Linked DNA regions of Homo sapiens: region 2 is linked to region 1. The links are chromatin contacts, found by Hi-C in ENCODE. All regions are on one chromosome and are shown on one strand. The core of a region is the stretch at or near the end of the contact, and the rest is flanking DNA. Distances in the headings are between cores, read along the strand shown. Region 1 holds the start of IGF1R (insulin like growth factor 1 receptor). Region 2 holds the start of MEF2A (myocyte enhancer factor 2A).

Region 1 (5,800 bases), core at 1,857-4,356:
TTAAGAGCTTTATCAAAATGGTGTTACGCTGTGTGCGTTTTTGATATTTGTATATTTTTACTCAGTGTGTTTCAAAGATCTGCCCATGTTGTGTGGGGCTGTAGTTTATTCACTTTTGCTGCTAACATTCCTTTCTGCGAATACATCACAATATACTGTATTACTTGATACTTGTCAATTGTTGTGCTGTTTCTCACGTTTGCACTTGATGTATATGATATACATTACATTTTTTGGGGAGTCTGGTACATTTAGCAGAATAATTTGAGATGAAACTGTTATCAAGTAAACGGCGTTTTTAAAAAATGAAAACAAGCAATCAGTTTCTGCTCCAAAAGAGGGAGAACCTATAAGATACCTGAGTAAAATGGTATAAAATAAAAAGTTTGGTGCATTGTCAATGTGGGTATAAAGCAAAGACTCCAATTAATTTTTGTCTACATGATTTTATTTCAAGGTTGAAAAAATAAGTTTGACTTGTGTATGTAAAATATAATCATTGAAGAAATACAAATCACCTCCTTTGTCCATGTGGTCAAGTTAGAGCGTAAAGACAACCTAAATTTTTGTTCCTTTTTTTTCCCTAAATATTAAGCTATATAATGATACATCTCCCACTTCACTGTTTAAAATAACTTAATACGATTGATTTCCTACTACTTCAGGAAAACACAAACATTTAAAAAATTCACAAATAAAAATCATTTTAGTAAAAAAAAAACACACAAAAACAAATCCTACAACCCCTACAACAACCTATATACATTTAAAAATTCTATAGACCTCTTTATGTTCTTGGGGACAAATAAACAGGCATATTTATTACTAATACTAAAAATACATTGGGTAGTATTTGAAGATTTTATATTAGCACTAGCCTTTTAAAAATCAGCTCTAAATTTTTGTCTTACAAGTATGTATTAAAAATTCTGAAATCAAGTATAATGAAATTATATATCAATATTCCTTTGCATTTAACTCCAGAGTGGATCTGCAGGAATCAAGACCAACCTCATGCAGAGAACTTAAGAAATATTTAAAAATTAGTAGACTGGACTTTAATTCTTCATGTGTAGTGCCTAATTTTTAAATAATACATTTTAAGATTCTAATAAATTTATTTCACTGTTAAATCTAGGAACATCCAAAACTGAAACTCTTTATTTAAAAATCAAGCTGAATTTCAGTTAAACAAAACCATCCCATCATATGAATAACTTTCTTAGGTAAAACAAGGTTTATTTTCTTTCTATACAACTGACTCTGAATTGAGCTAGAAATTTCCAAGGAGGAAAATGATCTAGGAAACAACTTTAGAAAAAAAGGGCTAAGTTTCCGTTATGATAGCTTTTGACTTGTTTTCAGCTCTTAAAAAATTATTTACGAACGATGGATACACGTTCTAATGCAGAAGTATTTTAGAATTAGAGAGTAAAAGAAACCTACTACCTTCCTTTACATCAGGTCCCTTCTACCATCCTACCCGATTGTTTGAGACAACCACTTCTTATCTCGACAATTCACAACTCTTTTATTAGCTATCTTAAAAAAATTTATTACTGGCATCAATTAGCCTGAGTCATGAAACCGGACCACATTAAGGGCGACACATGGTCCAATCACTGTTTGTAAAAGTCCACGTATTTCAAACTCCTCTCTCCTGCCACTGCTGGGCTGTTTCCCTCTTTGAGGACCTGGTCTCCGCAGCATTTATTCATTAGATGGCAGTCCTAGGGGAGTCTCGCTTTGGGGAAACCTCTCCTCCTGCACATTCAAGAAAACAACCGCGGAGACTTAGGGTCGGTACTGGTTTCCAGTCACTTACGTAGCAAACGAAGCAAGAGGAACGTGCCTGGGAGGACCCGAGACAGGTGCGGGTGGGTTTCCGCAGTAGCCGCTGATCCCGAGTGCATGCGGCGTGTTCCCGGGTCGGGACCGCGGCCAAGGGAGGCTTCCCGGCCCCAGCCTCCACCCCCTCCTCGGCGCCCCGGGACCCGGACACGCCCCCCGAGCTTCGGAGACCCGCAGCGTGCACGCGCCCCGGCCGCTCCCCGCAGCCGCCCACGTGGTGGAGCCCTGAGCTGCGCGAGGCCGCGGAGAGCGCTCAGGGCGGGCGGCTGGTCCGGGAGGCCACGCCAGCGCGACCCAGCCGAGTCGGCCCCCAGCCCGGGCCCCCACATTTCCTCCCCCGGAGGGAGGGAGGCGACTCTCCGCGGGCTGCCCTCCCCAGCGCCCGCCGCGCCCTCTGGCGGCCGCCGCGGGGACGCGCCCGGGGCACGCGGCGCTGCCTGTCTGGGCCCCCCTTCCGGGGCGCGGGGCCCGCGAGGGGCGGCGGGGTCCTCTCTCCTCGAGCCACTCTGGGCCGAGCCACACGGGCCGCGCCCTTCCCCCTCCGCTCCCCCTGAGCCCCCAAACTCCGGGCTCCACGGTCGCAACGCCGCGGGCACCCCAGCCTGGCGTGAAAGTGCCCGGCGTAGTAGCCTGGGGGGGGGGTCCCCTTTCTCCCAGGTGCGCCCCTTCCGCCACGTTCGGGCTTTCCAGTACGCAGCGAAAAAAATGCCGCATGCACGCATTTATTTATTTTGCAACAGCTGCAAGAAACAATGAAGCTTTTCAAGAACCGGGGAAACGCGCTTTCCAGCCGCGCTGTTGTTGTTTTCAATGAACCTCTCCCAGCCCCGCACTCCCCGCCCACCCCTCCCCTCTCCTGCCCACCCCTCCCCTGCCTAGCCTTTCCCTGGCTACCCACCCCTGCCCCGCCGAGACCGGACCGGCGGCGGGGGCATTGTTTTTGGAGTCGGGCGGGAGGGGAGGGCGCGTGCGGGGTGGCCGGCGCAGTGCGGTGGGGGCGGGAGCGGGTGGGCACGCGCGCGTGTCTCTGTGTGCGCGCGGGAGGCGGTGGGGCGGGAGATGGGGGCGGCGCCTCGCAGTCTCGCGCCCCACGCCCGGGCTCCGCTCCGCACGTCTTGGGGAACCGGGCTCCGGTTTTTTGCGCGCGCCGGCCTGGGCCGGGCCCTCGGCGCGCCGCTGCTGCGGCGGTGGCCGCTCGAGTGTGCGAGCGGGCGCGTGTGCGCGGGCCAGGGCGCGCGCGCGCGCGCGAGCCCCCAGTGTGTGGCAGCGGCGGCGGCGGCGCGGCGAGGCTGGGGCTCTTGTTTACCAGCATTAACTCCGCTGAGCGGAAAAAAAAAGGGAAAAAACCCGAGGAGGAGCGAGCGCACCAGGCGAACTCGAGAGAGGCGGGAGAGCGAGAGGGACGCCGCCAGCGAGCCTGCCCACGGCCGGCGCTCGCAGACCCTCGGCCCCGCTCCCCGGATCCCCCCGCGCCCTCCACGCCCCTCCCGCGCGGGGGCAGCTCCACGGCGCGCCTCGCCTCGGCTGTGACCTTCAGCGAGCCGGAGCCCCCGCGCAGAGCAGGCGGCGGCGGGCGGGGGCCGGGCGGGGGCCGGCGCGGGGCGGGCGGCGGCGCAGAGCCGGGCGGCGCGGCGGGAGTGCTGAGCGCGGCGCGGCCGGCCCGCCGCTTTGTGTGTGTCCTGGATTTGGGAAGGAGCTCGCCGCGGCGGCGGCGGCGCTGAGGGAGGAGGCGGCGGCGAGCGGAGCCAGGAGGAGGAGGAGGAGGGGGAGCCGCTCATTCATTTTGACTCCGCGTTTCTGCCCCTCGCCGGCCTCGCCTGTGACCCGGACTTCGGGGCGATCTTGCGAACTGCGTCGCGCCCTCCCGCGGCGGAAGCTCGGGCGTCCGGCCGCCTCCCGCGCGGCCAGGGCCGGGCTTGTTTTTCCTCGCCTAGGCAGATTTGGGCTTTGCCCCCTTTCTTTGCAGTTTTCCCCCCTTCCTGCCTCTCCGGGTTTGAAAATGGAGGCCGACGACGCCGACAGCCCGCCCCGGCGCGCCTCGGGTTCCCGACTCCGCCGAGCCCTGGGCCGCTGCTGCCGGCGCTGAGGGGCCGCCCCGCGCCGCCCGCCCCGTCCGCGCACCCGGAGGGCCCCGGCGGCGCCGCCTTCGGAGTATTGTTTCCTTCGCCCTTGTTTTTGGAGGGGGAGCGAAGACTGAGTTTGAGACTTGTTTCCTTTCATTTCCTTTTTTTCTTTTCTTTTCTTTTTTTTTTTTTTTTTTTTTTTTGAGAAAGGGGAATTTCATCCCAAATAAAAGGAATGAAGTCTGGCTCCGGAGGAGGGTCCCCGACCTCGCTGTGGGGGCTCCTGTTTCTCTCCGCCGCGCTCTCGCTCTGGCCGACGAGTGGAGAAAGTGAGTATGTGCCCGCCGCCCGCGGCCACTGCGGGAACTTTTCCTCCGAGGGGCTGCGCCCTGTTTGCGAAACCCGAGTTGCCACCGTCGCAGCTGTCGGGCCCCCGGGCTCGGGAGCGGCGGGGTGGGGCGCAGGGCGGCTCTGCCGGGAGGGAGGCTGCAGCGGACCCGGGACCCGGGCTCGTTCGTCTGGAGCCCCGCGGGCCCTGGCTCCGCGCATCCCCGCGCGGGAAGGGCTTTTCTCTTTCTCCGTCCTGACAGCCCAGCCGTGTTTCCCGGCTAGGCGCGAGGACTCGGTAGGGAAGTTGGTGCCGGGGCGGGCTCCGCGGTTCCCGGGCCCCGCGACCCGCACCTCGCCCCTTCCATGCGCAAGAGCCTCTCCGCACACAGCGCTGATCCCCTGCGGCGCGCAGGCAGCAGCGACAGCACCCTGGGCCGCACCGCGTCTCCGCTGCTGGGGCTGACCGGGCAGTGGGGAGCGGGCAGCCGCCCGGCCCGCGGGGTGCGAGTTGCCCTCGAGGGGGGAGGTGCCCTGCGGAGAGGCCCCGAAGCCCCAGGACACGTCTCCAAGCGCCCGTCGCTGCCTCCCGTCGCCCAACGTGCTTTTGCCCCTCGGGCTCCTCGGGTTCCTGGCCTTGCCCGTCACTTTGGCCCGCTCCTCGTTGGGTTACCTGCCCCCGGCGTCCCGGGGCTGGGCGGTGGGGTGAGGGGAAGCGCTCTCTGGGCAGCCCCCCGGGAAGTGCGAGGCCGGGAGTCTTCCTCAGCTTGTCTCTTCCGGGGAGCGCCACTGGGTCCCCAGTTCAGAGGGCTCTGGGATGGTCTCCCAGTTTCTCCCGGGCCGGGGGATGGAGGGGTACTAGGGCCGCATCCGAGTGTGCGTTGGTGGGTGTGTGGTCGGAGCCGACGTGCATTCCGACACACGTGCTCGCAGCGCGGGGTGTAGTCGCCGCCTCACGGGGACACCTAGACGCCCGTCCCTGGCGAGAGGTGTCGTACGCTGTGGTTTCAGCGCCAGGGTCTGCGGCGGCGCGGGGAGGGTGTTGTGTTTTGCGAGCGCGGAGCCCTGGCCTTGGTTTTGTTGTGGTCGGCGTCGTGTCGCCCTCTCTTCTGCCGCCCCGCACTTCCTTTGTACGTAGTTAATAAGCAGTGTCGCTCCACATTCGCTGTCTTTTGCAATCTGATAGCTTTTGTTTTGGTGGTGTCGGGTGGGGGTTAGTAGGGAAGCGCGGGGATGCGGGGAGCGAGAACTCCCCCCGGTGTCTACGGCCGGAGGAGGTGGGGGTTTTATTCTTCTGAAAAAGTTGAAAGTGTGGCTTACTGGTACATTCAAGATGGTAGGGTAATTTGAACACGATTAAAAGTTTAAATGTCGCAGAACTGGGACTGGGAACGGTGAGGGCGTGTTGGTGAGTAATGGTTGCCGAGGGTATGCAGGTGGTGCCGATTAACTTTGAAAAAATCACGACTGAGCCTTCACGAGTGAGGCGGGGAAGGAGGAGGCAGCGGAGGTTGTATGGCCCCATCACCGGGGCAATTCAGAAAGGCTGTTTCTATAAA
Region 2 (5,800 bases), core at 2,357-4,856, 920 kb after region 1:
ATTTATCTACGAAGACCAGCCCTCTAAGCTAGAGCATGCTCTCAAACACAGACACACAGGAAGTCATCAGCATGTGTGGGAACTTTGTGAAGATCTTTGGAGATGAGGGCGGGAGGGGGTCTGACAACATCAGTACCTCCTAACTGGTTGTTTTGCCTCCAGGCTTGCTCTCCCCACCAACCACTACTCCCTAAGTAGTCTTTCTAAAATGCCAAATAGCTCAAGCTCCTCACCTGCTTAAAATCTGTCAGGGGTTCAGAATAAAATCCAAATGGCTTGATCTTGACATGTTAATGATCTGCGCCATCTCATTCCCAGCTACTCTTTTAGCTGCTTCCCAGTACTCAATGCAGACTCCAGGCACACTGTGCTAGCTGTCGGGTCTCAGAGCCACACTCGAGGTCCCCGCACACAGCGCTCCCTCTGCCTAAGGTCTGCTCATAAATATTTAAGAAACATTTATTTGATTTTCTAGGACATTCCAGGCATTGTGCTAGACACAGTGAATACAATAAAGAATAAGTTACAGTTTTAGTCTTCAAGGAGCTCACTCTCTAAAGGGAGGAAACAGACATACAAAAAGAAATACACTATTCGTTGAGTAAAACCCCATATTAGAGAAAATGATGCCTAAGTGGAGACTTGATGGATTGACTTGATGCAGAGTTTACCCTGCAGACAGGAGGAAACGGGCTGGTGTGTACAGAGAAGCTTCTCAAATTTCTGAATGGAGAAAGTGGGGTGTCAGGAAGAAGAGGTGAGGGAGAAGCTGGCCAAGTCGTCAGGGGTTCCTTTGGCTTCTAGGCAGCTTGAGCATTATTCTTCTCATCAAGACACAGTGAGGGCCCTTTTTTCATCCTACCAGGAGGTTTTCCAGATTCACTGTGGGCATTATGTCCTCTAAGAAGCCTACCCTAATTCTTGTCCCTCCTTAGACACTCATCATCTGTGCTCTTCCTGCACTCTAGGAAACCCCTCATGATGGGTTGTGTTTTAAGGTGTATCCTCCCCACGGCCTGCCAGCCCCTTTGAAGAAAGGGCTGCTCTTTCTCACCTCTGTATCTCAGTGCCTGGCCCAGTGCACAGTCCCTGCAGCTCAGAAACATCTGGACCCCTGAGTGCCTTTAAGGAGGCCAGAGGGGAAAGACTGACAGATGCTGCTCCTCAGTTCCCTCCAAGCCAGTGGCACACGTAAGTGCTCGGCACAGGGTCTTTCTGAGCGCTCGAAGTTGCTAGAGACGCTAGACTTCAGGTATAGGTTTTCAACAGCTGAAACAGAGGCTGTGGCAATTTCCTAAAATTGGTTGCTTTTACTACAAATAACAGTGATTGTGCTCTGCTAATAGCTGTGCTCCACAATTCTTAAACTTAGCCTTCCACTTTTCCTTCTCTCCTTCCTTTCCTTCCTTCCTTCTTACCACTGCCTGCAATTCTCAGACAAGGGCTTTGACATGCAGAGTGGTGGGGAGAGAGGTGCTCTTTAAGGTGATGCAAACACTCTTTTCATTTCTGCTGTGGCTGGACTCATAGTTGAGTTCTCTGCTTGACATTTTGAGGGTAACAATAGCATTGGAATGGGTAAGGGCTGGGCAGTCTGAGCTGAGTCTTCTGTGCCTCAGGAGGCTCAATTTCTGGAAGGGTGGGAGCCGGAGTGGAGCAATAAGGGTGAAAACATCTTTTGGAACAGTCTGTTTTCATTGCCTCTTCTTCCAGGGTGACAGCAGGTGGCAAGGAGAGGGCCACTGATCACTGTGCCCCCACTCCAGACCCTAAGTTTTAAAGGATAAGTATTAAACTCTTCTCGTCCTCTTGGAGCAGAAGAGCCAAATCCAGCCGGCTCTGCAGCTTCTGGCAGGTTAAAAAGCATGCATTTCCACATGACTTGCTGATTTACACCACATTTTGACATGTTTTAAAAACCTCCCTGCAGTTCCTTTTGCTGGCTCCCCTGAACACTGGTGTTGTGGAGCTCTGAGCAGAGCTCCAGGTTTATTTTCTGGCGTCTGCTGTCTATGTGCCGCCTTTGTTTTGGGCTCTCCCCAGCACATTGCCCCGTTGTCCTTGAGGGAGGAAGCCAGCCAGTCTCTGGCTTCCTTTGTAACTTCCCAGTTCCTCCACTCACAGCCTCTGCTCATCTGCTCACCCACCCCAACCACTTTGTTTTAAGTGCTGCGGGATTGAATTTCTCATCTTCAAATGCAAACAACCATTTGGCTTCGTGTCCATTACACAGGCACCTCTGGGGGCACATGCAGGCACTGTGGCCCCGAAAAACTCTTCAGAGGTGAGCGGCTTTCAGGATGAGAGGGCCAACAATGGCTCATCTCCTAAAGACCTCGATAAACATAATCAGTAGCCCCAGAAAACACAACAGCTGTCCCAAGCCTATCCCCTTTGCACCTATCTCAGAAAAGGCAACATGCAGAGTGGTCAGGAGTTCAAGTCCTCAGGGCCCTACTCTGAAGCTGTGACCCTGACAGGTCACTTTAGCGCTCAGCTTCCCTTTCCTCATCTGTAAAATGGGAATAGAAACTGAATCTGCTTCATGGGGCCTTGTAAGTATTACATAAGCTGTCATATGCAAAATGTCCATCACATAGTTCACCGCCCCAGGCATCCTAGAAACTATTAAGTCACGATAAGGAGGTTGCTACTGTCCTGGGACCTGGGGAGCTCGGCTGTCCAGTCCGAAAGGGCCTTCTCGCCCTCGAGACCCCTTCAAGTCCCTTTCTCTCCGGGCCCGGGTCCCAGAGTCCCCTTGTGCTTGCTCCTGAGGGTGACCTGCCCGTGCCCCGGGGCGAGCACAGGTGCGGCCCTGGCCACAATGCGGGCGTGGCGAGCCGACACCCGGGGAGGCCAAGGGCGCCTCGAGGGAGGGAGGGAGGAGGCTGACCCGGGCGTCCCGAAGGACCCGCCCGGCCCCGGACTCCGGGCGGCAGCCGGCCTCGCGCCCCGCCCCCGCCCCGGGAGCCCCGCCCAGTCCCGTCGCGCCGCGCCGCCCCACCGCCCGGGTTGGCTGCCCTGGAGGCCACGCGCGGCGATTTGCCACGCGCCGCGTCACCGGGCCGCTCCCGGCCTGGGCTCCCGGGGGCTGGTCAGGGAGGTGGCGGCGGCTGAGCGGCGGAGCGGGGGCGGCAGGGCGCGACGCCGCCGGGCCGCCCCGCCCTGGGAGGCGCCCGGGCCCTCATCAAGTGACCAGTATCCCTTCCAGGGGAACACGGTCCTTCAGAGGAAAGCGAGCTCCAACCCGCGGCCCCGGCGCCAAGCCGCCGTCATCTTCTTCCTGTGCCAGGTGATCGTCTCCTCACCCACCCGGAAAAACATAGTCCGCCCCCACGTCCTTGTGGAATAGCGCCCGCTTCCAAGCACCGTGACTCTCTTTGCCCTACCCTTGTCTTTCCCATTCCAATTACTCTAGAACCCACCGAGAGGATAATTCAGTCCTGAAAAGAAACTGATGGGGAGAAGCGAGGAAGGGAACCCAGGAGGGAGGGGAGGCAGGGCTGCGGAGGGACACCGAGGCGGCGGAGGTAGTGCGCACGCGCAGCACAGAACGAGTTCCGGTCTGGCCGAGGCTTGTCTCCTAAAAATAGCCCCGGTGTGGGGATCCGTGCGCGGATGTCCCGGCGAGTCCCGGGCTGAAAGAGGCGGCTCCGGGCGGCGCGAAGCGCTGGTGGCGGGCCCGGGCTGCGGCGTGTGCGCGCCCGCCAGCTGCTCCGGAGATACGGTGAGGGCCGCGGGCAGCGGGGCTCAGTCCGCGACGCCGGTAGTGCTGGAGGGGGGCGGCGTCTCGCTTAGGGGACCGAGTAGGGGTTGGGGTGGAGGTGCTGGGGCGGGGGACGGCGCGGCCGAGAGGGTCGCCCGGGGGGCTCCGGGGACCCCTGGACGAGGCCGTGTCCGGCTTGGAGGGGGCCAGGGTCGCGTTCGCGCATTGGCGGGGCGGGTAGGGTGCTGGGAGGCGGGTAGGGTGCTGGGAGGCGGCGAGGGGTGGTCGGGTCGGGGTCGGCGCTGAGGAGCTAGGCGCCCGGGGAGGTGGGGGCGGGGTGCCCTGAGGGCGGGCCGGTGGGGCTGGATGGGGCTCGGCTGGGCGGGCCGAGGGGAGCTCAGTCGCGCGGGCTGGTGGCGAGCAGCCTCCCCGGGCGCGCACCCCTTGGGGCCGGGGGGCGGTGGTGGACGTCGCCTCCTTGAAAGTTGAAGGAGTTCTCGGGAGACCCCGGAGAAGGTGCGCTCTGAGGGCCCTTTCCTTCCCCTTTTCCCTCCAAGCCCGGGGGTCTCCCCGAAGGGATTAGCCCCAAGTGCGGGGGGCCTTCTGCCCTGTTGGACTTGAAGAAGTTCCCCCACTTCTGCTTTGGGAGAAGATTGGTCTAACGGGGTGGAACGCTTAGGTACGAATTCTGTGAGTGTGTAGATGTCAGTGGCGGGGTCGGTGTTTGGGGCGGACACCTGCGGTTGCGGACGCCCGATCGTGCGGGGAGACGTCGCGGGGACAGAGGGGCTGCACAGGGAACCGCTGGCTGAACCCCTGCCATCCGGCTAGATCCCAGCTCGCAGAAAATATTTTTTGTGTTAGAAACTTTGCTTTTTGGCTCGATTTCATGCCTTTGAGCTGTGAGGGTTAAAGTAAGTGAGATAGTGCAAACAAGTTTGGAAAAGGTGAGCAATCCTGAATAAGAAAACAGTTTTTCTTTAAAAGTGTAACTATAGAATTGTTGCTCACATCCGAAATAGATTCCGGAGCTGTGAAGCGAGCCTCCTGTTATGGTCCAGCAGGGAACCGTGTGTAGCTTGAATATAACATAGTGTTAACCTGCGTTTTAGTTTACAGTGAGATTGGGATTCCAATAAATGCCCTATTAGAAAGGCCTGCTGTGATGTGTTAACAATAGCATATGTATTTTTAAACAAACATTGTCTTAACATTTTTTCGGGTTTTTAGCACAGTATGTTTCCCATGTGTCTTGTATCATCTATTACTATATGAAGAGGAGGTTCTCTAAAGCTGTAATTAGGTGTACATTACCCAAGAGTACTTTCCCTTTAAGAATCCAGCTGTGTTGTTTTGGCAACTGCTAAGTACTCTAGTTGTCAGTTTTAGAATCTGTGTTACCTTGGCAGTTCTTGAACAGTCTGTGGAAAAGGTAAACAAAATAGTTCTTTTTTAAACATACAAAAATGACATTTCTTTTAATATGAATTTAGGAAGTGAGGATAAAAATGACTGCATTGTGCCTTTATGGCTTTTGTATGTACTGTGTGTGTGTGTGTGTGTGTGTGTGTGTGTGTGTGTATTTTTGGAGAGCTCAGTCTCCATTTCTTTTTCTGTAAATTACAACTTTTGTTTTAGGGAATCAAGAGTTTTCACTAAAGCAGATGCTGATTTAGATTAGTTTATATTAAATGTCATAAACACACACCTGTATATCATAAAACATTAAGATCAGTATTTGTTATATATGGTGACACATTGACAATAGAATCACCTTTATTTTAATTCTCAGTGAGCATTGTTGCAAAAAGTTGTGATAATGGTGTTACAATAATCAAAAGTACTCTGAAGAGCTAAAACTGGTGATTTGAATGTTTGTAGACTCTAGATTAACAGTTTTGTTGAAGAGTGTGGTTCCAGTAGCTACTTAGTGAAAACAGTGACTGTGAAGTAATGGTGACCTCTCTAAACGCAATTATTTGCTTACCTATTTCCTTTAATTCACACTATGGTTATATATAAAATTGTGGTTTGATTTCATATTAGAACAAAAGTGTTAAAATTACACTTTACTTGCCTTCAAAAGTTTTTTAA

Evidence for each region. Hi-C counts contacts between places; a loop is a spot of excess contacts on that map. Pooled maps may share reads with other maps.
Region 2: a loop to region 1 is called in a map of CD4-positive, alpha-beta T cell, with 12 times the contacts of the local background. The contact joins the promoter of MEF2A here to the promoter of IGF1R in region 1. A Hi-C loop is called at or near these places in 4 of 168 maps with a recorded cell type or tissue (CD4-positive, alpha-beta T cell, CD4-positive, alpha-beta memory T cell and naive thymus-derived CD4-positive, alpha-beta T cell) and 11 of 50 pooled maps.

What each region holds. Positions count from the first base shown.
Region 1 is chr15:98,645,433-98,651,232 of GRCh38, forward strand. IGF1R (insulin like growth factor 1 receptor) reads left to right here and starts at 3,107. Exons shown (of 21, transcript NM_000875.5): 1 at 3,107-4,243. The coding sequence starts at 4,150. It overlaps IRAIN (IGF1R antisense imprinted non-protein coding RNA), which reads right to left and starts at 5,355. Exons shown (of 1, transcript NR_126453.2): 1 at 431-5,355. RefSeq lists an enhancer at 1,209-1,830 and silencers at 1,842-1,891, 1,902-2,371, 2,432-2,491, 2,862-3,131.
Region 2 is chr15:99,562,378-99,568,177 of GRCh38, forward strand. It overlaps MEF2A (myocyte enhancer factor 2A), which reads left to right and starts at 3,607. Exons shown (of 12, transcript NM_001319206.4): 1 at 3,607-3,727. RefSeq lists silencers at 2,778-3,217, 4,058-4,107 and enhancers at 2,929-3,904, 3,905-4,878.